Linked DNA regions of Homo sapiens: all the other regions are linked to region 3. Evidence: chromatin loops called from intact Hi-C (ENCODE). Cell type or tissue: heart left ventricle. All regions are shown on one strand. Links, peaks and the distances in the headings refer to the core of each region. The heading gives the core; the rest is flanking DNA. Region 1 has its middle 5.4 kb from the start of LINC02425. Region 2 holds the start of LINC02454 (long intergenic non-protein coding RNA 2454). Region 3 holds the start of LOC105369187 (a long non-coding RNA gene).

The links. Peaks named below come from ENCODE experiments on the same cell type or tissue, not always from the same donor. Only the 100,000 strongest peaks of a DNase experiment are listed, where the experiment ranks them.
Region 1: it touches region 3 in a loop (4-fold over the local background); 12 of 110 quality-filtered maps call a loop at or near these places.
Region 2: it touches region 3 in a loop (2.3-fold over the local background); 15 of 110 quality-filtered maps call a loop at or near these places.

What each region holds. Positions count from the first base shown.
Region 1 is chr12:66,031,092-66,041,791 of GRCh38, forward strand. It overlaps the pseudogene RPL21P18. Among named protein-coding and RNA genes, the nearest start is that of LINC02425, 5.4 kb to the left of the region's middle. In heart left ventricle, for the core only: CTCF peaks have their summits at 4,390 and 5,271; a DNase peak (open chromatin) is centred at 5,310; H3K27ac peaks cover 1,238 bases.
Region 2 is chr12:65,596,089-65,607,285 of GRCh38, forward strand. All of the region lies in intron 1 of MSRB3-AS1 (MSRB3 antisense RNA 1), which reads right to left. It overlaps LINC02454 (long intergenic non-protein coding RNA 2454), which reads left to right and starts at 6,781. Exons shown (of 3, transcript NR_146529.1): 1 at 6,781-6,893; 2 at 9,940-10,141. In heart left ventricle, for the core only: a CTCF peak has its summit at 6,565 (motif pointing right); a DNase peak (open chromatin) is centred at 6,623; H3K4me3 peaks cover 1,419 bases; H3K27ac peaks cover 1,491 bases; H3K27me3 peaks cover 1,177 bases.
Region 3 is chr12:65,552,191-65,563,387 of GRCh38, forward strand. The region is part of intron 2 of MSRB3-AS1 (MSRB3 antisense RNA 1); the gene reads right to left. LOC105369187 (a long non-coding RNA gene) reads right to left here and starts at 5,121. Exons shown (of 3, transcript NR_135033.1): 1 at 4,891-5,121; 2 at 4,568-4,807. It overlaps LOC105369808 (a long non-coding RNA gene), which reads left to right and starts at 4,722. Exons shown (of 4, transcript XR_945035.3): 1 at 4,722-4,940; 2 at 6,280-6,481; 3 at 7,391-7,539; 4 at 7,782-8,808. RefSeq lists an enhancer at 4,076-5,275. In heart left ventricle, for the core only: a CTCF peak has its summit at 4,707 (motif pointing right); a DNase peak (open chromatin) is centred at 4,711; H3K27me3 peaks cover 870 bases.

The DNA of each region.
Region 1 (10,700 bases), core at 1,137-9,136, 480 kb after region 3:
GATGTTTTGGGGAAGAGAACTGGTGAAGCCATTTCCCCTCTGCTCCCCCTTCACCCTAGCTGAAGTGTTGCAGACCACAGGACTTTGCTTGTGCCCAAATCATTTCGCCCAGACTCTGAAATATGGGTGGTTAAAAACAGGATGCCAAAACAACCATATTTCCTCCCCTCATGCTGCCTTTTTACATGTACTCAAGACAATGCAGATTTATTCTGCCTCACCTGTGTCTAATGTTAGACGCATGCCCCAGAATGTCGGAAAACTTTTGTGTTTCATTTTACAATAAAAGAAATGTACTACCCAAGCTCTCAAGAAAGCACAAAGAAATGAATCTGTATCCCTTAAGCTTTGCAATTCATTTTTCTTCTTTGTTGGTTCTCGAAACTGAATTCCCTGGGTTGGGGTTTTATACTACAATTTTATCTTCTACACTTTTCTTTACTTCCCCCTTCACTCTACCCCCGCTATCCCCCCACTCCCTAGGGGCTTTGGCTTCAAATCAAAACAGCTTTCAAGTGGCCAGGACCAAGTTCCAAATCTTCTATGTTTCCTACAGATTTTCCTTCTTTCCCAGATTTTTCTAAGCCCCACTCTTTGTAGGAAGGCATGCACCTCCAGATAGGGTCCTGACTGTAAGCATTGTGCTTGGGCCCCCATCCCAACTGCAGAAGTTTATTTGAAGTATGTTACTCTTTGCCTGCTTCTTAACTTGAGGCCCAATAGTCTTACAATGTCATTTTTTTCCCCTACTGTAAATCAAGGGACAGCTGTCTTTGGACTAAATTCCAAATAGTTGGTCTGGAAATGAACTTCTCAGTGGGTCCCTCCTCTATTCTGGCTGACATTTCCCCATTAATTTCTTTTTCTCTTTCATCCATTCATTGGCTGATGAGTCTATAAATACACCTCATCTGCTTTTACTTTGCTTTTTAAGAATAAACTGATACCAAACACACTGTCTTAATTACATCCACAGGCAAAGCATAACGAGTTTAAATGTTGTCACAATATAGTTTAAAAACTTGACATGGTTCATTATGCCAGCTGTGATAAAACTGGGAAATGAAAACCTTAATTTGGATGTGTAAATGAGTAATTCATCTGAAAAGGTATTTTTAACATTAATAAATGAGAATACCTAGAAACCTACTAAGCAAAGGAAGGGAGTTGAACAGGAAACCGATAAGTAGATTGGTAAAGAAGCAAGGAAACCCGGCCTCCATTCCTCTTGGGCACAACACCTCTAAAATTAGGCAAGTCAGCCCTCCCAAATTCAGACCAGACCTGGGAGAACATTGTTCCTCATTCTGTTCTTGAGCATTCACATTATGAGGTGGCTGCTGATTCATGAGGATCTGAATTCTAGGTGCACATCAGGAAGGAAGGCTCAGGAAAATTCTGATTTATGCCCAGAAGACAGTAGGTTTTGGAAAACTCTACTTTTAAGATGAAAACAAGATTAAAGGGAAGGATAAGGTAACACTCATACGTTCTTGATATAAAATTACTTCTTTTAAAACCTTTGGTTCTGATGATATGGCTGATAACTTTCCAATAGCAGTAGCCCACTGGGATAAATTAACATTCTGAATTTTGTGAAGCAATCTTTGTTTTCCTGAGGTATTTTCACACAAACACATTCTTAACTGATGGAGAGCAATGGAGAAATAAATATTCATTTTTGAATGGGAAATAAAAGTCAATGGCAAGTTTCTCAGGTAGGAAACTACTATAATCTCCCAGTTTTCACACATAAAAAGCCTCAAGAAAATAGCAGTTAATGTACGTTGAGTCATATGTGAAAACTGATAGACATATCAAAAAAGTTTTAAATGAGTCAAAAGAAGAAAAGGCTTACAGATGGCCAGATGGCTTTGACATTGATGGAGTAGTATAAGAAGAGTGATGATCAGATGTTTTACCGTTTCTATGAGAATCATTCAAAATAAATGTGATTAAACTGTAGAAAAATCAATTTTGGCAATGTATAAGAAGTTGCAGACTCTAGCTGGAACCCATTCATCACCAGATGAGTTTATTAAAGGATACTGTGGAAGAATCCTTTTCTGGGTTTTCTTTTTTTTTTTTAGACACAAAGTCTTGCTCTGTCACCTATGCTAGAGTACAATGGTGCAATCTTAGCTCACGGCAGCTTTGAACTCCAGGGCTCAAGTGATCCTCCTGCCTCAGCCTCCCAAAGCTCTGGGATTACAAGCATAAGCCACCATGCCCAGCCAAGAATCTAGTTTTTTTAAAAAAAGCTCAGGGAACAGCATGTTAATACTAACTCTGTGCTAGGCATTTTCACATAAATATCTTACTGACTCTTTGCAGCAACTCAGCAATAGGCATTAACTCTGTGCAACAAGACGTACAGATAATCTCCAATTGTCATGCATTCAACTTCCATATATCATGTGTGGACAGCTATACACTGCTTACTACATACTAAAACCACGCTTTTATACATCAGTTTTGATGAATAAACTTTTTGAGGGCCCTGGTGGCTGCTGGCTGGCTAATAATTCAGTTTGACAGCCTTGCTTCTAGACAGACAATGCTGTGGATTCACCAAACCATTTAGTTTCTCCCCTGGGCACATGGAAAAACTACATCTCCCAGTCATTTTGCATCTAGATGGCATATTGTGACAATTGATGGCCAATGAAGTGTAAGAAAGTGTCAAGTGTGTACTTCTAGCCCTGGCCCTTAAAAAGACCCATGAGAGGCCGGCATGGTGGCTCACACCTGTAATCCCAGCACTTTGGGAGGCTGAGGTGAGCGGATCCTTTGAGCCCAGGAGTTCAAGACCAGCCTGGGCAATGTGACAAAACCCCATCTTTACAAAAAATACAAAAATTAGCCAGGCATGGTGGCATGCACTTGCAGTCCCAGCTACTGGGGAGGCTGAGGTGGGAGGATTTCTTGAGTACAGGAGATGGAGGCTGCAGTGAGCCCTGATTGTGCCATTGCACTCTAGCTTGGGTGACAGAGTCAGACCCTGTCTCAAAAGGAAGAAGAAGAAGAAGAAGGAGGAGGAGGAGGAGGATACGGGGAGGGGGAGGGAGAGGGAAGAGGAGGAAGGGGATGGGGAGGGGATGTGAGAATCCCTCTCTTTGCTCATTGGCTGCTGAATAAAGCAGACCCAGCACAGGCCTCCCAGGGAGGCTCTGATGGATAACAGAGTCTCTGAGGGAAGATGCCAGGACACCTGAGTCTGGCAACTTAAAGAAGAGCTGCCCAAGCAAGATCAGCCCCAGTGGACTCTCTCTCTCTCATTATCTATCTCTCTCTCTCTCTATCTCTCTATCTATCTATCTATCTATCTATCTATCTATCTATCTATCTATCATCTCTCTATCTCTCTATCTATCTATCTAATCTATAGATTAGAGACAGGGTCTTCCTCTGCTGCCCAGGCTGGAGTACAGTGGCATGGTCATGGTTCACTGCAGCCTCTACCTCCTGGCCTCAAGTGATCCTCCCACCTCAGCCTCAAGTAGCAGGGACTACAGGTGTGTGCCACCATGGCTGGGAAATGTTTTAATTTTTTGTAGAGACAGGGTCTTGCTATGTTGTCCAGGCTGGCCTTGAACTCCTGGACTCAAGTGATCCTCCTGCCTCAGCCTCCCAAAGTCCACTGGACTGGACTTTTTATGAGAAAAAAAATTAAACTAAATCAGTGAAATTTGGAATTTGTTTGTAACAACAGTAATTAACAATAACTACCCTTATGAAATAACTTCTATGAATTCAGTGATCCAAACAAAGATTAATATTGGTGCAATTATTTGAATATTTTACTGTAATTTGTCATAATTTTTCTATTAAAAATTATGAAAATAGAATAATAAAGGTTTAAATACTAGTAACAGGAGTATCATGAACTTAATATAATACAGAAAAGAATAATAATTATTAGACATATTAAAAGTGATGTCTCTAACCTCAGCCAGGCGCTCACTTAAGCATGTTGACTACACATTCGGTTACAAAGAAAAATAAAATTAGAGAATGTGTGGGAGATGCTAGAATTCTAATCATTCAACTATTGTGTCTAAAAAGCAAGACTTATATCAAAACAGGATCCCTTGCCCCTTTTATATTAAATCCATTGTTTCACTATCTTACAATCAACTTGCAGGCATGTTTTCAGGATCAAAAGACAAAAGTGTCCTTTTTCTTATTTTTAAATATAAGAATATTAAAAATCAGAAAAGTTGAACAATTCCCCCAAAGTCTTGTTAATAAATAATAGAATTAAGATGCATTTCAAGATTGGCATCAGCCTAAAGCCTTATTCTTTTCATTATACCTCACTGCCTCTCATCTCTGTAAAAAATTAGGATGTCTGCCTGTCTTTGAAGAACAAAATATGTAAAATGAATGATCTTACAGCGCCCCCTTTGAGCACTTTGATTCTATGATAAAGACATTTCCATCATTTCCTGATGTTGTGAATGCAGGAGGCTCATGAAAAATGTCCCTTTACTACAAAGGTTGGCAAGTGCTCAAAGATATGGCTTTAGTCAGCTATGCCATGCTGTCTTTACTAAACAGCATTATTTCTAGGAAGAATTTCTATTACTTTAAAGTGGAAAATAAAGTTACAACAACATTAAAGAGTATGTTACAGTTCCACGCTCTATTCTGTTGGCAGAAAGCTTGGTCTCTGCACCAGCATTCTGCCCCAACTGGCCATGTCTCAGGAGAAAAGAATTCCTCTCATCTCTCTACAGCAGCCTTTTCTGCTTAACTTAGACCCCCACCAAAGCCGGGTGATGAATACAAAAGGTTTCTAAAGAGAGAAATGGCAAGGAGAGAGCTTGGAGACACCGTACCTCTTGAAAAGAAGAAAAAATAAGTAAATAGTTTATTATCATCATGGGCCTTGGAATGACATCATAAGACCATCCTTTGTCACCTCTGCCATTTCAAAGCCAATGCGTATGAGCTATTTTAACTGAAAAAATTATTTTTCATTGACTATCCAACAACTTTGACTTTATACAGTATTTTGAGAACCCATTTTTATAATAACTCAGTTCCACAGACTTTTGGACTCATTCGAAAGTGCATGTAGTGGTCAGACTTTTGCTTGTGAGTGATATCAGTGTGAAAATAAGCTTTAATAAAGTTGCCAGCATCCATGGACCTCTGTACCCATAACAACTTCCATGGCTTCAGTTCTGCCAAAGGTTTTGCTTGACGGGTATTTCCTATGAAGCTTCTCCTGCTTTCCCACCCATAGCACTGTTCTATGGCCCACACGGGGCCAGAAGCAGCCACTAGGAGAAATTATTGGTCAGGCAACCCTCCAGTGCCGCAAGCCCGGCCCTCCCTCTTCATGTCCCTGAGCTGTGTCCAAAAATAGAAAATGAGACATGATGATGGATTGAGAGTAGGAAGAAGGGAGGGATCTCGGGGTGAGTGTTTAAGTCAACACAATGGAATTCCACCAGCAAAGGCTTGCTGCATAAATCACTCTTGAGAGAAAGTTGGGCACACTGGGAAGTGTGTTGGGGCTTCCAGGCAAGTGGTGGATGGGCACTATCAGGAGGCACACCCAGAAAGAGGTGGTGCAGTGTGGAACAGGACTTCTCAAACTTGAATGTGCCCATGAATAACCTGGAGATCTTGCTGAAATGCAGGTTCTGACTCAGTTGTCTGGGGTGAGGCCTGAGATACTACCTTTCTAGTAAACTTTCAGTTGACAATACTTTGAGGAGCAAGGATGTAGAAAGTAAGAACACAAAGTCCGATTTCAGAACCTATGAGCTGTGAAACCTTGAGCTTCAGTGTTTTTATCTGTGAAATGGAGATTGTTTTAAGTACTCTTGTATCAGATTATTGTGAGCATTAAGTGACATGATGTCATTTACCTGGGACATAATAAAGAATTCAATATGTTGATCGCCATCAATATTTTATTTTTACTCATTTGAGCATTGGGGCAGCTTCCAAAACATTGATCTGTCGATTTGATTTTTTAATGGTGAGACGAGGTGCGCAGAATGAAGTGAAGTCCAGGGTGGAGGGATAGGAGTAGGTGGAGGAAGTGGGAAGAAAAGTAAGCCTGGGAAGGAATAAAAAGAAAGATCCCCCTTTCGGCCGGAACCACCATCTTCCAGTAATTCACCAAAATGACGAATACAAAGGGAAAGAAGACAGGCACCCAATATATGTTCTCTAGGCCTTTTAGAAAACATGGAGTTGTTCCTTTGGCCACATATATGCGAATCTATAAGAAAGGTGATATTGTAGATGTAAGAGAATGGGTACTTTTCAAAAAGGAATGCCCCACAAGTGTCACCATGGCAAAACTGGAAGAGTCTACAGTTACCCAGCATGCTGTTGGCATTGTTGTAAACAAACAAGTTAAGGGCAAGATTCTTGTCAAGAGAATTAACGTGCATATTGAGCACATTAAGCACTCTAAAAGCCGAGATGGCTTCCTGAAACGCGAGAAGGAAAATGATCAGAAAAAGAAAGAAGACAAAGAGAAAGGTACCTGGGTTCGACTGAAGCCCCAGTCTGCTCCACCCAGAGAAGCACACTTTGTGAGAACCAATGGGAAGGAGCCTGAGCTGCTGGAAACTATTCCCTATGAATTCATGGCATAATAGGTGTTTAAAAAAAAAAAAAAAAGACCTGTAAGGACTGTAAGAAAAAAAAAAGAAAGATCCCTACCTATACCTTCATCATTCATGTTCAGACAGAAAATTTCCCAGTGACAGATGCATCGCTGTGAAATTACATTAAGAGAGGTATTCCTAGGGAAGCTGCGGGACATGCTTTGTGGTTTCTTCATCTATTACGAAAATAAAGGCACTGAAGTAAGGCTGTAGCTACCAAAGTACCACATTGCTTTAACACACATGTGACTCTTACAGAACTTTTTTACATTAGGGATAATAGCATAAACTTATCAACTGAATTAAACAAAGTAAACCAAATTATTTTTGATGCAAATACAGAGTACTCCACCAAAATTTTGGTCAAAGTGCTTAACTCTTAAACCTTTCTCCAGTGCTCTGAGATTACGAGGGGCACAAGTGAAGAATACCTAAAATTGTAATTGCACCCTAGTGGCCCAACAGCTGACTATAGTCCATGGAGTTTTGGGTTTTGGTTGATTTAAATTAATTGCTACATTTAAATAAAGGAAGAGTTTGGCTCAATTCCCTCCCAGCAACTAGAAGCTGAAGTTGAGTAATGGATACTCCTTTTAAATGAGACATGCACTCTACAGTTTGCGACTGTTTCCACTATTCCTTATAAGCATACACAGACTTTACTCATTTACCTTATCAATCTAAGCCTGTGTAGAGAGTTGAGTTTGTCACTCCTGACCTAAGAAGAGGTGGTAAAGAAGCATGGGATTTCTTCCTAGAAGGATGAATAAATGCAAAAGAGATGAAAAATGAGGGGAAACCCCATTTTTAAAATATTTACTCACATATTTACCATTTAAGTGCTCTTCATCTCTTTCTGTAGGTCCAAATTCCCATCTAGTATCATTTTCTTTCTGCTAAAAGAACATTTAACATTTCTTAACGATCACACGCCTTTTATTGACCTGAAAAAAATTTTATTTTGCCTTTATCTTTTAAAAAAATCTTCAGTAGGTATAGAATTCCAGGCTGGCAGATTTTTGTTTTTCTCCAGCACTTAAAAGATGACCTTCCATTGTCTTTAGGCCTGCATGGTTTATGACGAGAAGCCTGCTATAATTCTCAAGTTTATATCTCTGTACATAACGTATCTTTTTCTCCCTGGCTGTGATTTAGATTTTCTTTTTGGCATTAATTTCAGAAATTTAACTATGATGTGCCTTAGTGTGATTTTTTTATATTACTGCTGTTCGGAGTTTGTTGAGCCTTTTGAATCTATGAGTTTACATTTTTAATAAAATTTGTATAATTTTCAGCCACTTCTTCAAATAGTGTTTCTGTTTCACCCACATCACATTTGTAAGACTCCAGTTACACATATGTTGCATGGCTTTATAAGATCCCAGAGTTCACTGGGGCTCTCTGTATGTGTGAGTTTGCTTTTAGTCTTTTTTGTTCTTTTTTTTTTTTTTTTTTTTTGAGATGGAGTCTCACTTGGTCACCCAGGCTGGAGTGCAGTGGCACAATCTCGGCTCACTGCAAACTCCACCTCCCATATTTAAACAATTCTCCTCCTCAGTTTCCCAAATAGCTGAAATTACAGGCACCAACCACCATGCCTGGCTAATTTTTGTATTTTTAGTAGAGATGGGGTTTCTCTATGTTGGCCAGGCTAGTCTCAAACTCCTGACCTCAAGTGATCCACCCTCCTCAGCTCCCAAAGTGCTGGGATTACAGGCATGAGCCACCGTGCCTGGCCTTTTTTTTTTTTTCCAACCTGTGATTCATTTTGGATAGTTACTATTGCTATGTCTTCAGGTACAGTGACTTTTTCTTCTGCATCATATAAGATGCTGGTAATCCTATCCAGCTTATTTTTTATTTCATATTTCCATCTCTATAAGTTTCATTTGGGTCTTTTTAATATGTTTTACTCCCTATTCATAGTGTTTATGTTCTCTTTTACATCCTTAAACATAGGATAAACTTTGTTAAGGTCCTTGCCTACTAATTCCATTATCTCTGTCATTTCTTGATCTATTTCTACTGATTAATTTCTCTCTTGTTATAAATCACATTTTTACACTTTCTGGTATATCTACAAATTACTATTTGAATTACAGATATCGTTAATTTTATTTTATTGGGTGCTGGATTGTGTTCTCTTCTTTAAAGAACATTGGATTTCGTGGCAGATCAGTTTGATTCATGAAAGGCTCATTTTTACATTTTGTATGGTGGTTCCAGAGCAGCTTTTATTATAGGACTAATTTACTCCACTACTAAGGCATGGCACATCTGAGGACTTCACCCAATGCACTATGTATTTTGAGGTTTCTCCACTCAGGCTGGTAGAAACACGAAGTATTCCCGGTCCTCTGTAAGCTCTAGGTATTGTTCAGCCTGTGCTTTCAGGGAGTTCTTCACCGCAGTCTTCATAGTGTCTTCACGAGCACATGCAGATCAATAAAACTCATCCAAAGACATGGGGTAAGTGCTCTGCAGATCTCCAGAGCTTCCTTTCTATCTAGTTTCCTCTTTCTGGTAAACTCCCCTGCAAATTCTAGCCTCCTCAGTCTCCCCAGACTTTAAACTCTGTCTCTTCAACTTAGCAAGACCACTAGGCTGTTTTGGTTATTCCACCATGGGTAGTATCCTGGAAACTGCCTCCAGGTATAAGGTGTGGCAATCACAGGGCTCATCCCATTTATTTTCCTACTCACAGGGATTAAAATCTTGTTGTCCGATGTCTGACGTTTTGTCTCATTTCTAACTGTTTAAAATGGGAAGACAATTGCTGTAGCAGTTAATCATTGATGGTCAGCAGCAGAAGTTAGTGTAGTTGCTAGAAAACCAAGGCAAGGAGAGCATTTCAGGCAGGGCAGGGATGATCACATAAGCCAAGGCAAATAGGTGAGAAACAGTAATTATGAGTATCAGAAAACAGCAATTTGGTGTTGCTGCACCACAAAGCTAAGGCTGGAAGGGACTGGAAAAATATGAGGCTGATGCCGGCATCCAGGGCCAGAATTTGAGGCTTCTGGGGTTATGTGATTAAGAACTATGGAATAGGAAGAAAAACAATAGTCAAAGAATTAGGAGACCTGGGTTCAGATTCTAGTTTATTATTAGCCATGTAACTTTGAACAACTCTTTTGTGCTTTAGTTTTCTCATTCGTAAAATAAGAAACCTTCCTTAGTTTTTGCCCAAGACTATATTTCAAGGTAAAATTTTCATAACTGAGTTCAGTGGAGGTGGGGGGACCCTTTGGGCTGGGGTCTTCAGAGAAAATAGGTTTCTAATACCAAGTATTTACTGGATACCTGCTACATGCCAAGATGTGTGCCCAGAGCTTTAAATACATGGTTTAGTCCCTACAATGACGCCCCCCGCCCGCCACTCATCCCACAGATCAGCCAACAGAGAGGTTAATAGTTTGTCAAAGGTCACATGACTAAAAAGTGATGGTAACAAGATCTGAACTCAAGTCTGAGTAATTATATTTTGCTGCTCCTATCTTGGGCCAGATATCACTATGTCTTTAAAGCTCCTTGGGTAATTCTAATGTGCATCCAGGGTTAACAGTCACTGACTAGAAAGGTTAAAAGCAGGTTTGAGACAACAACCTTAATAATTGAACAAGTAACACCTTGAATAATGCCTCCCCTCCCTAATTAAGTCAATTTGCACACACAGTGATTGTACCTATACTCCAGCCCAACCCCTATAAAGAGCTGGAGAATGGGTGGGTGACTCTTTGATTTTCTGGAACAGGATGTCTTCAAGAGGTGACCTCCTCATAGAGCGAGTGGTCAGTTGTACTATCTAATCTTCTTTGTGCTTTTTGCAACAGTACAGATTGACTAAGAATATATTAATATTTATTAATTTGGGGGCAAATTGATGCCACATTTTATGCAATTTAATTTTCGGAGCATAATGATGTTATTATAATAACATTTTACTGTAACAATAGCAATTGAAACCCTACTAGGGTCCATGTACTGTGCTGAGCACCTGTATTATTTCAGTTAATTCTCACAACAACCTCATGAAGTAGTTGCAGCTATTGTTCCTGTTTTACA
Region 2 (11,197 bases), core at 1,822-9,821, 44 kb after region 3:
ATGGTGGCTCACACCTTTAATCCCAGCACTTTGGGAGGCCAAGGTGGGTGGATCACTTGATGCCAGGAGTTCAATACCAGCCTGGCCAACATGGTGAAACCTCATCTCTACTAAATAAACAAAAATTAGACAGGTGTGGTGGTGTGTGTCTGTAATCCCAGCTACTATAGAGGCTGAGGCACAAGAATCACTTGAACCTGGGAGGTGGAGGTTGCAGTGAGCCGAGATTGTGCCACTGTACTCCAGTCTGGGCAACAGAGCGAGACTCCATAAAAAAAAGAAAAGAAAAGAAATTCATAAGAACAAAAAGTTTTGATGCATTATTGTAATGTCTGAAAATGAATTTCATTTTACCCACTGAGCCTGGTGCTGCAAACATGAGATTAAAGATAGAATAGCCCTTCCCCTGGTCTAATGGGTGAAGTAACCAAGTAAACAGGTGATCAACAAAGATTTTTTGTTGATATAAAAAAAAGTGAGACATGGTGCTGTGTGGTCACATAGGAAGGGCATCTAGCTAAATCTTGGCAGAGTTCAGCAACAACTTCCGCAAACATGTGGCAACTTAGCACATCTTCGTGACTAAGGTGTAAGTGGCAGTTGGCCAGAACTTGGTATATGTGGGGGTATTTTAAGGTAGAGAGAAGAGCATATGCAAAGGTTCTGTAGTGAGAGGACAGGTTTCCCTCCAGGAAATGAGTAGATCAGTACTCAGTACAGCTAGAATAGGGTGAGGAGAAACAGAGATAGAGAGAAAGAGAAAGAGAGAGGAGGGAGAGTGAGAGAGAGAGTTAAATCTAGAAAGGAATGCAAAGGACAATCATTGAGCAATCTATATGTGTTATCCTCACGGCATATTTACATGGCTCTAAATTAAGGATCACATGACTATATAAATCTTAGCAAGCTGGCAAGAATTCCAAGTCTCCCTTAGGTTGGAGCTTCACACTTTAGAAACCAAATGCACAGCAAAAAGAGCTATATAGCTCAGTAGTATAATAGTTGGTCAGGGCTGCCATAACAAAGGACCACCAACTGAGTGGCTTACACAATAGAAATTTAGTGTTTCACAGTTCTAGAGGTTAGAAGTCTGAAGTCAAGGTATTAGCAGAGTTGGTTCCTTCTGAGTGTAGTGAAGGAAGGATCTGTTCCAAGGTTCTCTTCTTGACTTGTTGATAGCTGTCTTCATGTTTACATTGGTGTTCTGAACCCTGTATAAGTTTCTGCCTCTAATTTTTATAAAGACACAAGCCATATTGGATTAGGGCCTATCCTAATGATTTCATTTTAACTTGATGACCTCTGCAAAAACCCTATATCCAAAATAAGGTGACATGCTGAGGTGACATGCTGAGGTACTAGGGGTTAGGACTTCAACACGGGAATTTTGTGAGAATCAATTCAACTCTTAAGACCCAGGTTAAGTTGCTCAAATGGGGCTGGGGGACCCAGAGCATTTGGTAAGGTGTCAGAGGTTCTTGGGTACCTGGAGGGCAGCAGGATGAGGAGACACAACAAAGGAGGAGGAGAGGAGTGAAGGGGCTGTGGAGTCCAGACTTGGCTCTTTTCCTACTCTTGCCTTGATTTGGCCCAACTCCACAGTCCTTGAAAGGCAGGCTGTACCCAACCACAGGGAGTAATCATTGCTTTTTACAGATAAGGAAGAGGTTGAAGTCACTTCCTTTCTCTGCCTTTGCACTGTCTAACAACCATCTTGCTGATAAAGAAGATCTCCAAATAAATTCCTCCCTCTTGTCATGGGAAAGCCTAGTCCAGACTCAATTTTGACTTTGGATCTTTGAAGAGATTCACCTAATTAATTTCTCACAAGGGATGTGGTCTTCACTTCCTTGCCTCCCCAAGCAAATAGTCTCCTTCCTTGGGGCTCAGCCTAGCTTAGGCTGTCATAATTTTGTACTGTCAAAAAGATCCCTTAGAAATAGCCACCTATCCATTCAATGTGGGCAAAAAGAAATCAAATGAAACAAACACAAAGAAGGCAGATTCCAGTTCTGTACATGGAGCTCCTTAAGAGAGGGCAGTTAATAAAAACCAAACTACTTGAGGGGGATTTTGATACTTATTTTTTAAGGCTTGTTTAGGCACAACAGAATCAAAGTTTCTCTGTGCCTCTGTGGGCAGCATCTTATTAATTGTCCTGAGGAATTCTCTGTAAAATGTCTGTTGATTTAAACCCTCTTATTATTTTTATTTAATTTCCAGATGTGCTCTGATGTTCTTTGGAAAATAAGCCCTCACGATTAATATCCCCAGCAATGTTCAATCAGTAAAGATTCTGGGACTATATGTGATATTTCTCCTTGTTCTCAGGGTCTACTTAATCTCTCCCCTCCCCACCTCCAACAAGAAATGATAATCCATTGTACCAGGTAAGAGAGGAGAAAGCAAGATTTTAAAAAATGATAAAATGGTAACTTTCTGAAAAGCAAGTGAGGTGGGATGGGTTTTCTTTTCCTTTCCTTTCCTGGCAACTACCCATGATTGAGGTAAGATGAGAGAAGAGGTACTTTGCAAATAGAACTCAAGGCTCAGGGGGAGTCATCATTCTTTTAGAATAACAAGGTAAAGGACAAATGCTAACTGGAGGTGAATTTTCCCAGTGATAAAAGCATGATTAAATTTTAGAGATTTCCCTTTGAGGCCAAAATTGTCTGGGAGTAGGTTAAAACCGTAAGCAGGTAACTTGAAAATTGGTTTCCCAGCTTCCTGTCTGGCTCTCAACATACAATTCTATGTAAGAAGGACTCTGTGAGCCCACTGCAGGGGATGAGTACTGTCAATAGAAAGTCATTCTCATCCTTATAAGGTCATGAGCCATTGAGATAGAGATTGCACTACTTGAAAGATAAAGTAGAGCAATCAGTAGCAACACTCTAGCAAGGGCTTACTATATGCTAGGCACTATACACATCATTCCATTTAATTATCTCAATAACTTTGAAATGTAGCCTTAGAAAGGTAGAGAGATTTGTATAAAGTCTCTCAGTTAGTGAATAGACAATCTGAAATTCAACTCCAAATCTGTTTGACATCAAAACTGAAGGCTCTGGCACTACATTACATTAGTGTGGAATGTTTGCCCAATGTTCAGTCCTGATCATGGGAAATGAATTATGGAGCTTTTTAATTCATATGCAGGCAATTTTTTGCTATTCACAGAAGCTATGTTCTACAAAGTTATCATTAACGCTGAATTAGTGAGTACTGAACCACTGCTCCTAGAGAAAAGACAGGGTTAAGTTCCTGCAAGTTGCCGATCACATTTTTTTCTGCCAATCAGTGTATAATTTTGCTTTGTGTGTGTTTCTGTTTAAAGACACCTTATTTAATACATACTGTTGATTCATTAACATTGAACTCATGGCCAACACCACTGTAACTCATGCCTGAACATAGCTTATCTAATGCACATATTTTCTTCATAAAGTGCATCACAGCCTTCTTGCACTTAGGAATACCAGATATTTGGGGACCATTTAGAACAGCAAAATCATCAATAAAAAACACAAAAATGCAAAAATTTGACACTAAATAGGTGACGAAAATGACACTTCTTTATAGTATGGAAGCTAAAACATTGAAGGCAGAGTGTCACCTTGTTTAATCACAGCTGGGAGTATGAATGTTGGGTGGCTCAATTTTTTTGTCATTCTGTGCATGTCTGTGAATAACTGAGAAAGTTCTCAGAGTACTCATTTTAGAATTACAAATACATTTTCGTGAGTAGGTAAATTTGTAATTACAAAATCTATAATATAAATAATGAGGTTTGATGGCTTTCTGACATAGTTATTAAGCTAGTTTAGGAAAAAAATCCCACATTTTAGAGGAAAAATGAAACATTGCTCTTTCAGCCTAAATGTTTGAATGCAAAAACCAGATAATTGGTAAATACATGTTTTTTTAGGTTTTGCTCATTTAAATTATCTGGATTCAAAGATGCAGTTTTGGTTTATGGCATTGCTCCACACAGAAGAGGGCTTTTACCAAAAGCATTTACCTATGAAGTTTTAAAATTTTCTTTTTAATTAAGTTCTTACTGAAATTTTTGCCTCCCTAGAGAAGACTTCATTAAACAAACAATTCTATTAGCCCATTATTTAATTTTATTTTTAATTATTTTATCACTTCTCCCAAATGACCTAGACACTTGCTCTGCCCATTTCTGTCAAGAGCAGAATCACCAGCCCTGTCAACTCTCTCCATACCTTGGGTGGAACAAAGATCTTTGAAATCTCATGAAGACCAGCAGACCCAATCTTTTGAAATAATGGAGACTGGAGAAATTAAGTGCAGAATATTCAGTTAACTACTTACCTAACACACACAGTCACTTTCAGAAAACTCTATGAAACATGGAAATCAAGATGCTGAAAACTCAGAGAAGGTATTTACTAAATTTTTCCTTCTCCATACTTTGTCTTTATAACTAGTGATTGGTACTTGACCAATAATGGTGAAGTAACTATGGAGAAGGACGTTTCTTGGAAAGGCTTTCCTTTCTTCTGACTGACATGGTGGAGGAACACAATCTTATTTCTGCCTTAAGGCTAATGACAATCTTTTGATACAGCATTCAAGGTTTTCCATGATTTAGACCCAGTTTTTCTTCCACTCTTATCTTCCACCACTGCCTCATTTCAGAATCTCTTTGCCAGCCAAGTGGGTATTTGATATAGATGAAGAATAAGGCATGAACCATAACCTTTTAGGAGTTTAGGGTTTAGTTAATAAAATAAGACTAACATACATAAAAATGAATGATGTAAGAGGGTTATGTAATGAAGGTTCATTAATATGGCATAAACTGTAGAGTTTATATGAATTTGAGAGAGAATGGATTAGTCAGAGAAAGCAATGTGAGCTCAAGATGGTTCTTGAAGAATGGGGAGAATTTCCATAGATCTGGAGAAAGGATGGAGGAGAAGAGGAGAGGAGGATGCAGCTAGGTGAGGGAAATCAAAACAGTGGATTTTTGCAAATAGGAATGCACATAGTGTTGGTGGGACCATAAACAAACCAACATGAATGGCAAAGGCAGTTCATGTTGAAGAGTAGGAGGAAACACATTTGGAGACACAGAAAGGAACTGGGTTGAGGTAGGCAACTTAAAAATAGGCAGAAGCACTGAAATTTGGTGGAGTATAAAATAACCATTGAAGGCTTTTCAGAAAACATGTGGATAAACCATCTGTCACTAAACTACAGATGACTGAAATATACATCGACTGATTTGTTTTTTTACTATGCATATTGGGGTTTCTGTTCAGCATTTGTCCAGCTTTCAACAAATCTTTATTGAATACCTATTATATGCTGGACAATATGGAGAGTGATAGCACTACAGGACAGACAAGATCAAAATCGTTTCAATACTCCTGGATCTTATATTTCAGAATTATTCATTTTCATTATGTTCTTTTGGCCCAGATCACTGTATCTCAGATGGAAAAGTTTTCAGTAGAAGTGATATCTTCACCATTCTGGGTTTGTAAGTTTCTTTTGTTTAACTTAGCCTTCCGGGAAGTTGATACTTGAAGACACAGCACTGTAATCCAGGAGACGCCTTGTCCGACTGCTCCAAATTGGTCAGGAGCCTCTCAGCAGTGCCCTTGACACCTTGTGCTTCTCCTTATTTCTAGATAGCATTTAGAAATAGCATAGTTTTGTCATGTCCACTTTCTTGGCATCTGCTATCTACTCCAACTAGATCATGAAGCAGGATATCCCAACATCTCTGTAGTACCACCGGAGGTGATCGACAAATGTTGGTTAAATGAAATTAATGAATGGAGGGGATGGATATGACTTTTCTTTACCTGAATATGTTTTTCTCTGGGGCAAGTTTTTGGTAGAGAAAAGTAGGGCTAATGTAAGAGAGAAAGATAAGTTCCTTCTTTATATATGCGATAACATTTTTGAAATGTAACTGTGCTTGGCTTTTCTTGTAAGACTAATTGGAATGTGGTTACAGAGCTGGATATCTTGTTTAAAGGTGATTTAAAAATGACAGATCCCATACATTTTTTCATTTCCTTAACAGCTGCAATGTTAGCCTACTCCATAAATCACAACAGTTGGTTCTATCTTAATGCCATAGGTATTTCAGTAATATAGACTGTTCAATAAATTATTGGGTAGTTATTAGAACGAGGTAAATTTGACTTAACATCTTAATTTGACTTAGGCATCTTCCTGGAACCTTCTTGCTCTGAGGTTTGGATGAAAAACACTTTGGATATCACCGTGAGACTTGCTACTTCCGATTCATTGTCTAGTATTCTCCTTGGCAGCTTTGCAAAACAAATCTTGGAAAGCTCCTAGAGAAAGCCATTCTTTTTAGAAAACTTGGAGTCTTTTGAATTCACGCTGGATGACAATGACAGTGAATGAAAGTGTTTGTCCTGTTTGTATATTTGCCTGCTGCTTTGCTCATTCACTCGCTATTCATTTTTTCCAATGGATTATTTATTTATTCAATTTTCAAAACTTAGCAAATATCCTAGATTTCAAAGTATCCTTGTACCCTATGGTTATGGGAATGTGTCAGCCAAACTCTAGGTGGCGCTCCACATCGAATTTAGGAGGCAGGGGAAGGAGTGTGGCAGTGGAGCTCTCAGGATGGCGTCAGAACCACAGAACACCCAGGCTGATCCCGAGAGCTTCCCGTGTGGGGGCGGAGGGTGGGGCAGAGCAGGATGTGTGCTTGGGTTTCACTTGGAAAAAACATACATCATATTGCAATATAATTTACTTTGAGATTTCAATTTGGAAAATGGCATGGAAATAATCCAGCTTGAACATCGTCCTCCTCACCTCCTGGACTAGGGCGAGGGCCCCTTATATTTCTTCATGGCAATTGTGTCACAGTTGTAAGTATTAAAGTATTTGCTTAATTATTTGTTTGATATCCGCCCACTTTGGACTGTAAATTTCACAAGGCAAGGACCTGGCTGCATGGCTCATAGCTATTTGCCTGCTGTCTATCACAACACCTAGCAAGTGACAGACGGTCAATAAATGTTTGTTTTGTTTGCTTATTTGGCTGCTGCTCCATTCATTTGCTTCACTGGGTTATTCATTTTTTCATTCCTTCGTCTCCACCCTTCCCTTCCTGCTCCACCCTACCCTTATCTTCCATCCCCCACTCCAACTCTCCCAGTCCTCCCAGCCCTCCCATCTACCCCATTCCCCACCCAGTCCCACCCTCATTTATCATAAGTCTTAAAAGTTAAGAAACCTAAGGGGGCTGTAGTGGGGTGGGGCAGAAACTAAATGTATGAAAGCAATCTTTAAATAGTCGGATTCTCAAAATCCGGAGAAAGAGTATTAAAAGGTAAGAAAGCAACAGTTTTGCCAATGCAAAAGGGAAAGTGTGGCCCCCTCAGCGGTCATTTCCCCATGCACTATGGCTTTCCTAAGCAGGTGCTGCACCTCCTGGGTTTTGGCAACTGGATGCAGAAGACCGGCAGAACTCTTTCCTCTGAATGGTCTGGACTGGGGACAATTGGCTGGAATCACAAGTGGCTTCTTTGCTCACTCTAGCGGTACTTCAGCTTTCATAAACAGCCGGTTCCTGGAGCTGTAAGGTTCCAGCACATCGGGGATTTCCCTTTGTTAGATCCTGACCCGCAGAGCTGTGTCCCAAGCCAAAACTGTTGTGTTCACCTCTTAAAAGGCTTTCAAAGAAGGAAGGGAGGGAGGGAGGGAGGAAGGGAGGGAAGGAGGAAGGGAAAGAAGGAAGGAAGGAAGGAAGGAAAAATTCTGGAAAATATCAGTTGTTATTCACAGACACCTAACTTGCCATTTTTAAAAACACATTTTAAAGTTGATATGAATCGAAAAAAAAGTTATTGTGATATTGGCAGTCAGCTCTCTACTGAAATGATGTGAGTGGAAAAACAAGAGTTTGGAAGAATGCGTCCCCCAAAATTCTTACATTGTTACCAACCACAGAAACAAAACATAGTGCTGGAAAGGAATTTCAAGTCATAGATGCCAAACCCCTGATTGTGTAGATAAAAATAATGAGGCTCTGAGGTAAGTGACTTGCTCAAAGCCACTCAATTCAGGAGTTAGAGCCAAAATTCATGACTTCTGGCCAATTCTGGGCCCTTGCCACTCCACAAGCTGCAGTTTTTCTGTTTTAGCTAAAATGAGTTTCAAACAGCCTATCCACCATAAATGTATTTCTTCAACTCTCATTCTCTTGTATAAGGCCTTACAGGGGACCCAACTTCTAATGTTGAAGGAAAAATATTGCATCTTTTAAAAAATGGTCAAAAGGAAAGGAAACTTCTAGGCATATAAATGTCACATCACCCTGTAAGTAGGAACCCATCATTATTGTGTGGGTAAGAAAGAAATAATTAAAGAAACCAATTTCAGTTAATTCCACATGTAGTGTATGCCTTTGAAAAGCATCCAAAATATTTTCCAAACATTCTCACATACACTGCACACATCTGTCCTATGTAACCTGAAAATGATTTACCCTTGTGAAATCATTTGCACAAACCTGCCAACCTTATGAATGATTTTGTTTGTCTACTGTCTCAAAATAATTGATCTTACATACGTTAAGCTAATTAAAATAGCCAGGCCCTTTCTTTGCAGAAAATCCACAAGCCCTCTTTCAATTATGCTTCTGAGGTCAGGAAAGCAATTCTTATGGAAAAGTAGGCTAGAATTTGCTTCAATTTATTAAGATAAAACATAAGAATGTATTTTTAATGCATTGATAAAAAATTCACCAAAATATTAGGTATTTTTAGTCAGTCTCCAACTTACTAAAGGGTCATATTCCAAAAGTTAGTGGATAAATGAGTTGTCTGGAATTTGGAGTGTATTTTCCCATAAAAACAGTGCTACCCATAGGAGTTAGTTCCCAGGCCACCCTTTAAGTGCTATTTAACCCATAGTGTAGCAGCCTATTGTGCACTTAAAAATTATTATTTTAATTTTGTTATTATTAGTTAACTGGCTCAAAAGTAACTGATTGATTTAGAGGCTGTTTTAGATGCTGACATCAGGAAAACCAGTTTCGATTATAGATACTTGAGATAGTAGTTGGAGACTTTTATGTCATTTCTGTAGAAGGCTTTGACGTACTTTGGAAACTCTAAAAATAGATGATACTTAATTTCATCTGCTTACTTATGACTAAAGGAGGAAACAGAGAGAAAAGCCTTGGCCCCTGCTCAACTTCCACCACTATTAGGAAAAGAAGACAAGAAATGGGATAAAAGGAAAAGAGAAAAGAAGTTAAAATTGTGTGCATGTATGTGCATGCAGAGATTAACTTAGCAGTGAACAATGAGGAAATGAGGAAATTGAGGCACACACAAGAAAGGAGATAGGAAGAGATATTGGTCTGAGACTTCTTTGTGTTGTTCACAAAGTGGCAGTGATGACCTCTAGAAAGTTCAGAAGAGAAAAGGAAAGTTTTAGCAGGTACTCTGTGAACTTATGTTTAGGATATGTAATAAACAGAAGTTGTTACTTGGGGACATGAGTTAACTGATTTAAGAATTGGACTCTCAGTTTGAATCCATACACATCTATGGAAGACCTACAGTGTTTCAAGAGCTGAAATATAGGACTAACTGCAAAAATTATCTGGCAATAACCCTTTACCTTGCAGAGATAATAATAGCTAGCATTTTTGACTCATTGTAACTCATTTAATCTTCACAATGACTCTATAAAGTAGGTATTAGTATTATTATTATTATCCCATTGTGTAGATGAGGAAACTAAGACACAGAAAGGATAAGTAATTTGTCTGAAGTCACATGGCTAGTAAGTGTTGGGGCTACCATGTGAACCCAGGTAGTGTGGGGATAGAACTTGTGCTCATAACCGCCATGCTATACTCTGCCCTAACGTTCTCTGGTCAACATTCTTATCTCTTGTCAGCAAACGCTCGTACCCTGACTCCATCTGGGATTTGGAATGCACTCAGGGAAGTGGCTGTGCATGGAGACTAGAAATGGAAGAGGCTTCCAAGGTCATGCCTTTCAGGCTCCCTTCAAATTCTACAGCTACTGTGAAGAGAGTTGCATTCCCACAGAGAACATGTCAGACTGGAGGAAAATTGTGACAAAAGGTCTCCCCAAAGGTCTCTGAAACTTCGATCTTATCTCATTCCACAAGGCAAAGGCCAGTTTCCTAAATCAAAGAATGAAACAAAGTACATCTTTTTCAAGCATTGTTTTGACATCACTCCCTTTTATACAACTGGACAGGCACTCCCATTCTCTTTAAATAATTTTTAAACACTCCTGAACTTTGGCTTGGAGATCCTCATTTGAAATGATTTTATCACTCTAGACATACTAGCTCATATTTTTTAACTTCAACCTGGCAAAAGTTAATATCCCTCATAAAACTCTACCCACTCTCTTCTCTAAGTATCACATAAACCACTCTTCCTGATTATACATGCCCCATCTTGAGCCATATCCATTACTCTGTCAACTTTCCCTGGAGGTTAATCTGCTAGTGAGAATTTAAGTGGACTCCTGGGGTGGAGTATTCTACAATGGATGGAACTTGGATTCTGAAGTCAGTCAGTTCTGGTTCAAATCCCAGTTATTCCATTTACTAGCTGTGTCATGTTGGGCAAGCTATGTAACCTCCCTAAATCGTTGTTTCCTCACCTAGAATATGAATACAATATTAATAGTACTGGTATAACAGTTGTTCTGAGAATTAAATAAGATATTGCATATAAAGAACTTAGTTCAGAGTAAACACATTATAAAATTCAACACATGTTAGTCCCCATGATTACAATTCTTTTGGAGCACAAAATAATCAGAGATATGTAAAAAAGATGGTTGTGAAGAGATGTTTATGTACCATTTTTATAAGAGTAAAAAGTTGGAAACAATTTATGCCCAACCATGGTTGACTATGCAACCAATTATAAGTCATGTTCTGAATGTTGGGAAATATCAAGATTGTATTAGTGAGTATTAAAAAAAAACATAAAACCTGCAGAGCATCAAATCTGAGAGGGAAAGTATATGCATAGAAAAGAGATTTGAAGAACCTACATCAAAAAGTAGATTATAATTATCTCAACAGAGAAAAGGTATATGGAGTATAGATGGGTACTGGGATTATGAAGATTTTTAAAATGTTTTGTATTTTTCTGTGCATCCTAAATTTT
Region 3 (11,197 bases), core at 1,357-9,356:
TTTATTTGCATAGAGGTGTTTGTAGTATTCTCTGATGGTAGTTTGTATTTCTGTGGGATCGGTGGTGATATCCCCTTTATCATTTTTTATTGTGTCTATTTGATTCTTCTCTCTTTTTTTCTTTGCTAGTCTTGCTAGCAAAGGATCAATTTTGTTGATCCTTTCAAAAAACCAGCTCCTGGATTCATTAATTTTTTGAAGGGTTTTTTGTGTCTCTATTTCCTTCAGTTCTGCTCTGATTTTAGTTATTTCTTGCCTTCTGCTAGCTTTTGAATGTGTTTGCTCTTGCTTTTCTAGTTCTTTTAATTGTGATGTTAGGGTGTCAATTTTGGATCTTTCCTGCTTTCTCTTGTGGGCATTTAGTGCTATAAATTTCCCTCTACACACTGCTTTGAATGTGTCCCAGAGATTCTGGTATGTTGTGTCTTTGTTCTCATTGGCTTCAAAGAACATCTTTATTTCTGCCTTCATTTCGTTATGTATCCAGTAGTCATTCAGGAGCAGGTTGTTCAGTTTCCATGTAGTTGAGCGGTTTTGAGTGAGATTCTTAATCCTGAGTTCTAGTTTGATTGCACTGTGGTCTGAGAGATAGTTTGTTATAATTTCTGTTCTTTTACATTTGCTGAGGAGAGCTTTACTTCCAACTATGTGGTCAATTTTGGAATAGGTGTGGTGTGGTGCTGAAAAAAATGTTTATTCTGTTGATTTGGGGTGGAGAGTTCTGTAGATGTGTATTAGGTCCGCTTGGTGCAGAGCTGAGTTCAATTCCTGGGTATCCTTGTTGACTTTCTGTCTCGTTGATTTGTCTAATGTTGACAGTGGGGTGTTAAAGTCTCCCATTATTAATGTGTGGGAGTCTAAGTCTCTTTGTAGGTCACTCAGGACTTGCTTTATGAATCTGGGTGCTCCTGTATTGGGTGCATATATATTTAGGATAGTTAGCTCTTCTTGTTGAATTGATCCCTTTACCATTAAGTAATGGCCTTCTTTGTCTCTTTTGATCTTTGTTGGTTTAAAGTCTGTTTTATCAGAGACTAGGATTGCAACCCTTGCCTTTTTTTGTTTTCCATTTGCTTGGTAGATCTTCCTCCATCCTTTTATTTTGAGCCTATGTGTGTCTCTGCCCGTGAGATGGGTTTCCTGAATACAGCACACTGATGGGTCTTGACTCTTTATCCAATTTGCCAGTCTGTGTCTTTTAATTGGAGCATTCGGTCCATTTACATTTAAAGTTAATATTGTTATGTGTGAATTTGATCCTGTCATTATGATGTTAGCTGGTTAGTTTGCTCGTTAGTTGATGCAGTTTCTTCCTAGTCTCGATGGTCTTTACATTTTGGCATGATTTTGCAGCGGCTGGTACCGGTTTTTCCTTTCCATATTTAGTGCTTCCTTCAGGAGCTCTTTTAGGGCAGGCCTGGTGGTGACAAAATCTCTCAGCATTTGCTTGTCTGTAAAGGATTTTATTTCTCCTTCACTTATGAAGCTTAGTTTGGCTGGATATGGAATTCTGGGTTGAAAATTCTTTTCTTTAAGAATGTTGAATATTGGCCCCCACTCTCTTCTGGCTTGTAGAGTTTCTGCTGAGAGATCCGCTGTTAGTCTGATGGGCTTCCCTTTGAGGGTAACCCGACCTTTCTCTCTGGCTGCCCTTAACATTTTTTCCTTCATTTCAACTTTGGTGAATCTGACAATTATGTGTCTTGGTGTTGCTCTTCTCAAGGAGTATCTTTGTGGCATTCTCTGTATTTCCTGAATCTGAATGTTGGCCTGCCTTGCTAGATTGGGGAAGTTCTCCTGGATAATATCCTGCAGAGTGTTTTCCAACTTGGTTCCATTCTCCCTGTCACTTTCAGGTACACCAATCAGACGTAGATTTGGTCTTTTCACATAGTCCCATATTTCTTGGAGGCTTTGCTTCTTCCTTTTTATTCTTTTTTCTCTAAACTTCCCTTCTCACTTCATTTCATTCATTTCATCTTCCATCGCTGATACCCTTTCTTCCAGTTGATCACATCAGCTCCTGAGGCTTCTGCATTCTTCACATAGTTCTCGAGCCTTGGTTTTCAGCTCCATCAGCTCCTTTAAGCACTTCTCTGTATTGTTTATTGTAGTTATACATTCTTCTAAATTTTTTTCAAAATGTTCAACTTCTTTGCCTTTGGTTTGAATGTCCTCCCGTAGCTCGGAGTAATTTGATTGTCTGAAGCCTTCTTCTCTCAGCTCGTCAAAGTCATTCTCCATCCAGCTTTGTTCCATTGCTGGTGAGGAACTGCGTTCCTTTGGAGGAGGAGAGGTGCTCTGCTTTTTAGAGTTTCCAGTTTTTCTGCTCTGTTTTTTCCCCATCTTTGTGGTTTTATCTACTTTTGGTCTTTGATGATGGTGATGTACAGATGGGTTTTTGGTGTGGATGTCCTTTCTGTTTGTTAGTTTTCCTTCTAACAGACAGGACCCTCAGCTGCAGGTCTGTTGGAGTACCCAGCCGGGTGAGGTGTCAGTCTGCCCCTGCTGGGGGGTGCCTCCCAGTTAGGCTGCTCGGGGGTCAGGGGTCAGGGACCCACTTGAGGAGGCAGTCTGCCTGTGCTGGGAGAACCACTGCTCTCTTCAAAGCTGTCAGACAGGGACATTTAAGTCTGCAGAGGTTACTGCTTTTTGTTTGTCTGTGCCCTGCCCCCAGAGGTGGAGCCTACAGAGGCAGGCAGGCCTCCTTGAGCTGTGGTGGGCTCCACCCAGTTCGAGCTTCCAGGCTGCTTTGTTTACCTAAGCAAGCCTGGGCAATGGTGGGTGCCCCTCCCCCAGCCTCGCTGCCACCTTGCAGTTTGATCTCAGACTGCTGTGCTAGCAATCAGTGAGACTCCGTGGGCGTAGGACCCTCTGAGCCAGATGCAGGATATAATCTCCTGGTGCGCCGTTTTTTTTTTTTTGTTGTTTGTTTTTTTTTTTTTTTGAGATGGAGTCTCGCTCTGTCGCCCAGGCTGGAGTGCAGTGGCGGGATCTCGGCTCACTGCAAGCTCTGCCTCCCAGGTTCACGCCATTCTCCTGCCTCAGCCTCCCAAGTAGCTGGGACTACAGGCGCCCGCCACTACGCCCGGCTAATTTTTTGTATTTTTAGTAGAGACGGGGTTTCACCATTTTAGCCGGGATGGTCTCGATCTCCTGACCTCGTGATCCGCCCGCCTCGGCCTCCCAAAGTGCTGGGATTACAGGCGTGAGCCACCGCGCCCGGCCCGGTGCGCCAGTTTTTAAGCCCGTTGGAAAAGCGCAGTATTCGGGAGTGACCCGATTTTCCAGGTGCCGTCTGTCACCACTTTCTTTGACTAGGAAAGGGAACTCCCTGACCCCTTGGGCTTCCTGAGAGAGGCAAAGCCTCGCCCTGCTTCGGCTCGCGCATGGTGCGTGCACCCACTGACCTGTGCCCACTGTCTGGCACTCCCTAGTGAGATGAACCTGGTACCTCAGATGGAAATGCAGAAATCACCCATCTTCTGCATCGCTCACGCTGGGAGCTGTAGGCTGGAGCTGTTCCTATTTGGCCATCTTGGCTCCTCCCACACAATGTTTTTTAAACAGTTTTTTTTTTAAAGAAAGTACATGTAGGCATGAGAAGACAGCATCTTAGGACAGTAAAGTAAAACAGGGTTAAGAGATTGGCTAGATACCAGGAAAAAGAAGTTCTAACAGAGACAGCAAGGGATAGGAAAGAAAACAAGGAAGGGAGAAAGGAAAACAGTGAGAAAGGAGGGAGCAAATTATGGGCAGACCAGAATTCAGCACAGGAAGGGCCAGGTATGCAAGTTTGAAAAATGCACCATGGGACTTGACTGTGTAGTGAAGACTGAGACCCGCTACTCTAGGACGTTGAGGAGGAAGCTTCATAGAATGCTCTGCTGCTTCCTGTCCTGTTACCCAATCAGGAAAGGGGAGGGGATCAGGGGTGGTGAGAAGGGAATAAGGGCAGGAATTATGAGAAAACTGAAACATGGAAAGGTAAATCAACTTGTGAAGAAAGGTCTCTTGGCTCGTTGCTGGCAACACTGGATCTAGAACTCCGCTTTCAGGGTGTCCGAATTCGTTCTCAATACTTCTCCACCCCTGTCTGCCAGTTTCTCTCTGTACTTGGAGACCTAAATACAAAAACTGGCTCCAGAATTTGAAATCTATGCCTTAGCTTTTTTAGGGTGACCATAAGTTGAGGGAGGAACAAGGATGCTGGTCAAAGTTCCCATCAGTGACCTGCGGAAAATTGGAAAATATCAGGTACCACCACTTCCTCCCTTCCCACAAGTCTTCTAGACCTCTCTCTCTTTGCAAAGAGTCGTCAGAGAAGGTTCCAAGCCAACTGCTTAATGAATTAATAGCCCTTATTCCACTGTACAAAATGTAAGAGAAAGAATCCATTAGTAATTAGTCTAGTTCATGTTTCTAGAAGCGCTATTTTCTTCCCATGACAAAACTTCAAAACACCAGAGAAAATAAGTAGGAAGGTCTCTGTGGTTATGCACTTTAAGTGAATGATGACAATTTTGAGATACGTGCCAAAATAGGAGAGTCTTCATTTTCCTCATACCTGTTAAGGTAGTGGTCTGGACTTGTTCACGCCTACACCTGAAGCAGAGGGACGGCCTGTCGGAGCTCAGTCAAGTAGGCGAGTGCTCTTTGTTCCCCCGTGGCCTCTGAAGTTACTCTAGAGCTATGCAGCTCAAGGCCAGCAGATGGCGCGTGGCGTCAGGCTGCGAGATAGCGCCGAGACAGCATGGACGCCGGGAGCCTGGGAAAGCCAACTGTACCACAGGAGTCTAAACTGTAGCTAGGAATAGAAGTACGCTCATTTTAGCTATTAGAAGGTTTGCCTGATACTCTGGCTCTTTATTTCGAGGATGTCTAGCTCACCTGTGATATAACTCAGACCCCATTTCACTCATTTCTTAAACTAGGAATGGGTAAGTCTCACCATTCTTCTCTGCTTGTTTAGGACACTCTTGAGAACCTCCTAAAATGCTGTGGAATGGAACAGCGGGACAGACCAGAAGTACATTCTGGGGAGAAGAGAATAAAAACACCATTCCTTGAGAGTGGAAGTGTCAGAGGCGTTCAAACCAGAGCGACTCCATCTTGAGTAGGGGCTCGGTAAAATGAGAATGAGACCTGCTGGGCAGCATTCCCAGGAGGTTAGACATTCTTAGCCACAGGATGAGATAGGAGGTCGGCAGGATTGATATCACAAGATACGGGTCATAAAGACCCTGGTGATAAAACAGGATGCCATAAAGAAGCCGGCCAAAACCAAGATGGTGATGAAAGTGACCTCTGGTCATCCTCACTGCTCATTGTACGTTAATTATAATGCATTAGCAGGCTAATAGACACTCTCAGCAGTGCCATGACAGTTTACAAATGCCATGGCAACACCCAAGTTACCTTATATGGTCTAAAAAGGGGAGGAACCCTCAGTTTTGGGAACCTCCCCTTTCCCAGAAAACTTATGAATAATCTACCCCTTGTTTAGCATATGATCAAGAAATAACCATAAAAATGTCCAACCAGCAGCCCTCAGGGCTCTCTGTCTATGGGGTAGCCATCCTTTTGTTTCTTTACTTCTCTGATAAACTTGCTTTCACTTTATGGACTCCTGAATTCTTTCTTGCACAAGATCCAAGAACCCTCTCTTGGGGTCTGGATCAGGATCCCTTTCCAGTAACAGAAGCAGATGATCATACAATCCACTTTATTGTCCTTCCCCAGCCCACAATCGAGTTTCCTGGAATCATAGTACAGTTTCCTAGAAGGCCTACTGCTGGCATATAGTTAGAGATAGCTGACAACATCTCTTAGGTTTTGAAAATAGATTACTTGTACACTTATCAAGCAGATTTTAACTTAATCTAATTGTTTTCAGTCCAGCACCTTGGCCTGGTGTCACTGAGCCTGGAACTTCTCTAGAGAATAAACTTCAAGTTTTCTAAGGGAAGAGGGGAGGAGAACAGAAGGGTGGAGGGATAATTGTCTGGCTGTATGGGGGTGGATGAGGGAACCTAGAGGTTAAACTGCTCTGCCTTCCAGAGACCTTCAACCAAACCAAGTTTCAGCCCCATGCTTCAGCCTCATTTTCTATAGTACTTAGTGCCTCTAAGGCCTGAATCTTTCTGGGGCTCTAAAGGGAAAATTGTCTTTTTTTTTTTTAAAAAAAATCAATATTTTCTTTAGCAGATACCTGTCATTCTGTTAAACCCCTGCTGTACATTTTCTTTGTTTCCCACATTGTGAGTTTTATTTTTCCAGGGCAGAATTTCCCAGCATCTCTTCCAGCTCCCAGGGAGAAGGTCTGGGACCTATGTTCTACCAACCAAATACACTCTCATGAAGCTCTCATTTGGAAGTCAGCAACATGCAGACACAGACTGGGTTCTGAGCATCTATGGTGCAGATGAAGATGATGGCAGGAGCTGTGGAGGCAGTAGAATCCTCATCAAGCCACTTCTGTGTGAGATGCCGGGCTGTGTTCCTATGAGCTTAGCCTTGAGCTTCTTTTTTGCCAGACCTCCCAATGAATCACCGAGCACCTAATAACTCCCAGTAATTTCCTTTTATGCTCAAACCAGCCCAAATGGTTTCTATAGTTTGCAACTAAAGGGGAAAAAAAGGAAGAAAGAAAAGAGACTAATTAATTTCATCCATGAAAGTAGGGTCAATCTAAAATCTATAAGAATCAAAAATGCAGAATTGGGCTCAATGCAGGCAGGAAGACAGAAGGCAAAATGTATTTTGTTATGTACAAAGTACTATATATGGTACAACTTGCCAATACTACCTTCCCAAGGCAGGTGTTATTTGACTGTGGCCACAACCCAATATGGAGAGAAGCTCCATGACATGGAGCACTGAAACACTGACAAGGCCAACTGCTTCTTTATCTGCACCAAAGAAGCAGAAATAGTGACTTCAAAGTAGCAACCTTAGCCAGAAAGACCCTAAGTCCTTCTCCCATTATTATTATCATTATTATTATTACTATCATTTTGTAAGGCATGCCCACTGGGCCCTCTCCCATTATTTAAGGATTATCTGCAAGACACCTTGGACCCATTAAAAAAGTTCAGATTCAGGGGAGTGTTTCCCATGAGAAGCTATGATTTCAAATTGTCTCAAAGAAGTAGCCATTGAAGAAGAACTAGAAAAGGATAGATCAGTGATGTTGGAAGTAAAGGGGGAAGGATCTTCAGGTTTAAAGACTGTGGACACAGCATCTTTGGCTGTGTCTACACACATATGCAATTGATAGGAAGCAAATAGAACAGAAGCCAACTAAGATTTTTAGGAAACCACATTGTCAAAGACACCTCAAGCCTGCCTGAAAACAGTGTATAATTTTTATTTTTAAAACAAATTCCAGGCCTCTAGACCTGCAGTAGCATGAAGAGGTCTGAGGAAGCTGTGCGTCCCTCAAGAAAGCAATTCTTTATTGCCCATCAAAGATGAATCCATAGGGGATCATTAACAAGGAGATCATCCCAGAGAGCAGCTTCTAGAATCACCAACCAAGTAAGTCTCATTGCTATCCCTATACACCAAGGTTTGCTATTTGCTACTCATTCACAACTGTTGAGTGTTTCCCATTCTTCTATGTTTTAAACTGAAAGTTTAAAAAAAATTCTTGGTTATCCCGTTTCTTCTTTACATTTGCATAATGGGGAGTGGGTGTTGGGAGATAGCTTGTCTTTGAGCTTTGGGCTTTTAGTAGCAATAGTTTTTTTTAACAATTAGCATTACCGTTACTATTTAAGACAGAAGATTTGTCAGAAGAACAAAGACCTCAAAATGAGAAGGAATGTGTTCTGGACTTAAAACATTGCTCAGGTATCTTAGCAAGGACTGAGACCTTGGAGGTCTCCAAATACCAGTAAGAATCATTGTGTTATCCTCTTTCTCACATGTTGGATTTTTTTTTTTTTTTTTACTTGTGATTGATGAACTGGGAGAAAGGAAGTGGTCTAGAAAGGGTGAGAGTGGGTGGGTAGATAGGATACAGGTGGCCTCACCTGGAGAGTGGTCACCTGTGAACAGAAGCCATGTTGAACTCCCTGCACTGCCTCTTCTTCTCTGTTCCTTGCAATGACCTTTAGCTGGACTCAGTCAAAACGGCGCTGTCCTTCCCCTTCCCAACCTAAAGCTTATAGTGCAGTTAATCTAGAGGTCAGCTGAAGTGCAGATTCAAGTGGCTCAAACCCCTTTGCAGTATAGGGAAGGAGTCTGGAATAGGGAAAGGATGGGTTGGGGGTGAAGATGGGAGTTGCTCATGGCTTCCCTAATTAGCTCTGATTCAGAGCTCAGACTTCTGTTATCATTTCCTACCCACAAGTGCTGTCTTATTCCTTTGGTTTCCTTCATTTCTATTCAGCCTCATGAAATAAAGAAATAAAGAAAACAAACAAGTAAATAAAAACAAGATCTTTATGGATGTGGCAGAAAGCTTTGCAAGCCAAGAAAGTCTTCTATCCAGGTGATGCAAATAACTGTAAAACTTCAGACTTCTTGAACTACAAAGATGAACTCTGCCAACCCAAGTTCTAGTACTTCCTCTACTCCCAGCCTGACCCCCACTGTTTCTTGGTTTCCTCACTCCTTCTCTTTCTGTTTGACTCTTGAGAGTAATAAACTCAGCCAAGTCCTACTACTTGAGCCCATATTTAAATGCAGAACAATTTGGCCTTCAGTTTATTCTTCCCCCTTCTTCCAGACTCTGGTCTGATTTATCTTTTTATACTCTATAGCCTATTAGGGTTTTATAATAAAGGCTATCCTTCTCTAAGATTTCCAATGTAGCTATTATCCTTTAACCCTTCTGCACAGTTAACAAAACCAGTTGTTACTTTTTTTGGTGGGGGGTGGGGGTGGTTGTTTAGCATTTAGTGATTATTAAAATGACTACTGTTTCAGCAAAAAGTATTCATAAAAAAACTCAAAAAATTCAGAAAAGTACAAAGGAGAAATTGAATAATCTGTAGCATCTCAAACTCAGTATATGTCTAAGGACAGTCTCTGTTCTCCCCTGGTCTTATTCACGCCCTTCAAGCCCTTCTCTCTAATCAAGGAACAATTGGCTTGACTTTTCTAGCTTACCTCACTTAATTTTAGAGAAATATATATCCTGTTTGAGATCCAAAGAGGCATTTGTCAGCATTAAGGGTCTCCCTTATCTCCATCCATGCTCACAATATTTGGCAGGTATACTTCAGAGTTTGTGGTTTGGGATTATAGCTGTTTCCTCACTTCATTCATGATAGGGAGATGTTTTGTCCTTCTATTTTTGTTCCATTTATTGTTTTCATTGGATTTTTAGAAAGGGGAATGGCATAAGTGTTTTTACTCTGCTGTCTTTAACAAGAAGACTTACTTTTCAAAATAATTATTTGTCTGCTTTTAATTTTCTACTTCAAGAAAACGTTAAGGAAAGAATGTATAGCATTCTAGTTAATTTTCAGTTGCTTAGGTGCCTGATAAAGAGAAGCTTCCCTAAACAGCAGCCAGTTCTGTTCTGAAGATGGCCTTCCCATGGCACCAGTACCCTGGTTAGAATTTTCCCAGGGAGAGATGGCCTAGCTTCATGGGAGCTATCACCATAGATTGCCCATGCTGAGAGAACAGACCACAAACTACACCAGCTGCAGACACTTACACAGCACATGTAGGGAGAACAGAGGCTGATGCCCAAAGAACGAGAGGGATTGTACCTCAGCTGCACAGCAGCAGCAACCTGCAGAGAAAGACAACCTGCAAGTTTATACAGCCCTCCTCCTGCCTCCATGAGAACCTGACAGAGGCATTTGAACCAGAGCGACTCCATCTTGAATAGAGGCTGGGTAAAATAAGGCTGAGACCTACTGGGCTGCATTCCCAGGAGGTCAGGCATTCTTAGTCACAGGATGAGATAGGAGGTTGGCACAAGACACAGGTCGCAAAGACCCTGCTGATAAAACAGGATGTGGTAAAGAAGCCGGCCAAATCCCACTAAAACCAAGATGGTGATGAAAGTGACCTCTGGTCATCTACATTACTCATTATACGTTAACTATAATGCACTAGCTTGCTAAAAGACACTCTCACCAGCACCAGGACAGTTTACGAATGCCATGGTAACATTCGGAATTTACCCTACATAATCTAAAAAGGAGAGGGACCCTCAGTTTCGGGAAATCTCTGACCCCTTCCTGGAAAACTCATGAATAATCCACCCCTTGTTTATCAAATAATCAAGAAATAACTCTAAGTATACTCAATTGAGCAGCTTATACCACTGCTCTGGCTATAGAGTAGCCATTCTTTTGTTCCTTTACTTTCTTAATAAACTTGCTTTCACTTTACTGTATGGACTCACCCTGAATTCTCTCTTGCTTGAGGTCCAGGAACCCTGTCTTGGGGTCTGGATTGAGACTCCTTTCATTGAGAAAGGAGATTGAGACTAACAGATCCATAATTTCTCCATTACTTACACACTGTTTTGGGAAGAAGGAGGGAAGGGGAGATCTATAGAAAGTAGAGAATAGACTCTGATAGGGAGTTTCAGCATCAAATTGAGTGAAGGAAGCCCTCTTCCCCTTTTTTTCCACCCTGGAAGAGACTGTAACTTAGCAAGTTTATTTCCACCATTGGTGGAAATGAGAGCTTCAGAGCAAGATTAAATCAGTTACAGAAAATAAATAAGCTACTGTTTTTGTACATCTGATTTGTAAGGTGTTAATCTTGACCCTGCAACATCTGCGATTTTAGCTTCATCTTTCAGCAAAAGGCAGTCTGCTAGATGGAAAACTGTTCAGGACTGGGAGTTGACCTTCGGTTACTCCTGGCTCTGCCACTAACTAGCTGTGTGATATTGGTTAAGACACTTAGTCTTCTACTTCGAAATGTCATCAACTCTAAAATTACAAGGTTGGATCAGATCCATGATTTTCAAATGTTCATGGCTGCAGAGCCCTTTTGTTAAAACCTTACTTAGATGGCCAATATATAAAACAGATACCTCTGGCGTTTCCTCTGGCAAAGTGGGAAGTAGATGTCTGGGACCACATATGCTAGGAGGCCCCTTGGGCTCCCTGCAAAGTCCCTAAATCACCTCCACAGAGCCCTTCCCAGGTATGCACTTCAAAGACCAGTGAAGGCAATGATCTCTCTGGTCCTTTTTGATTGTAATCCCCAATGATTC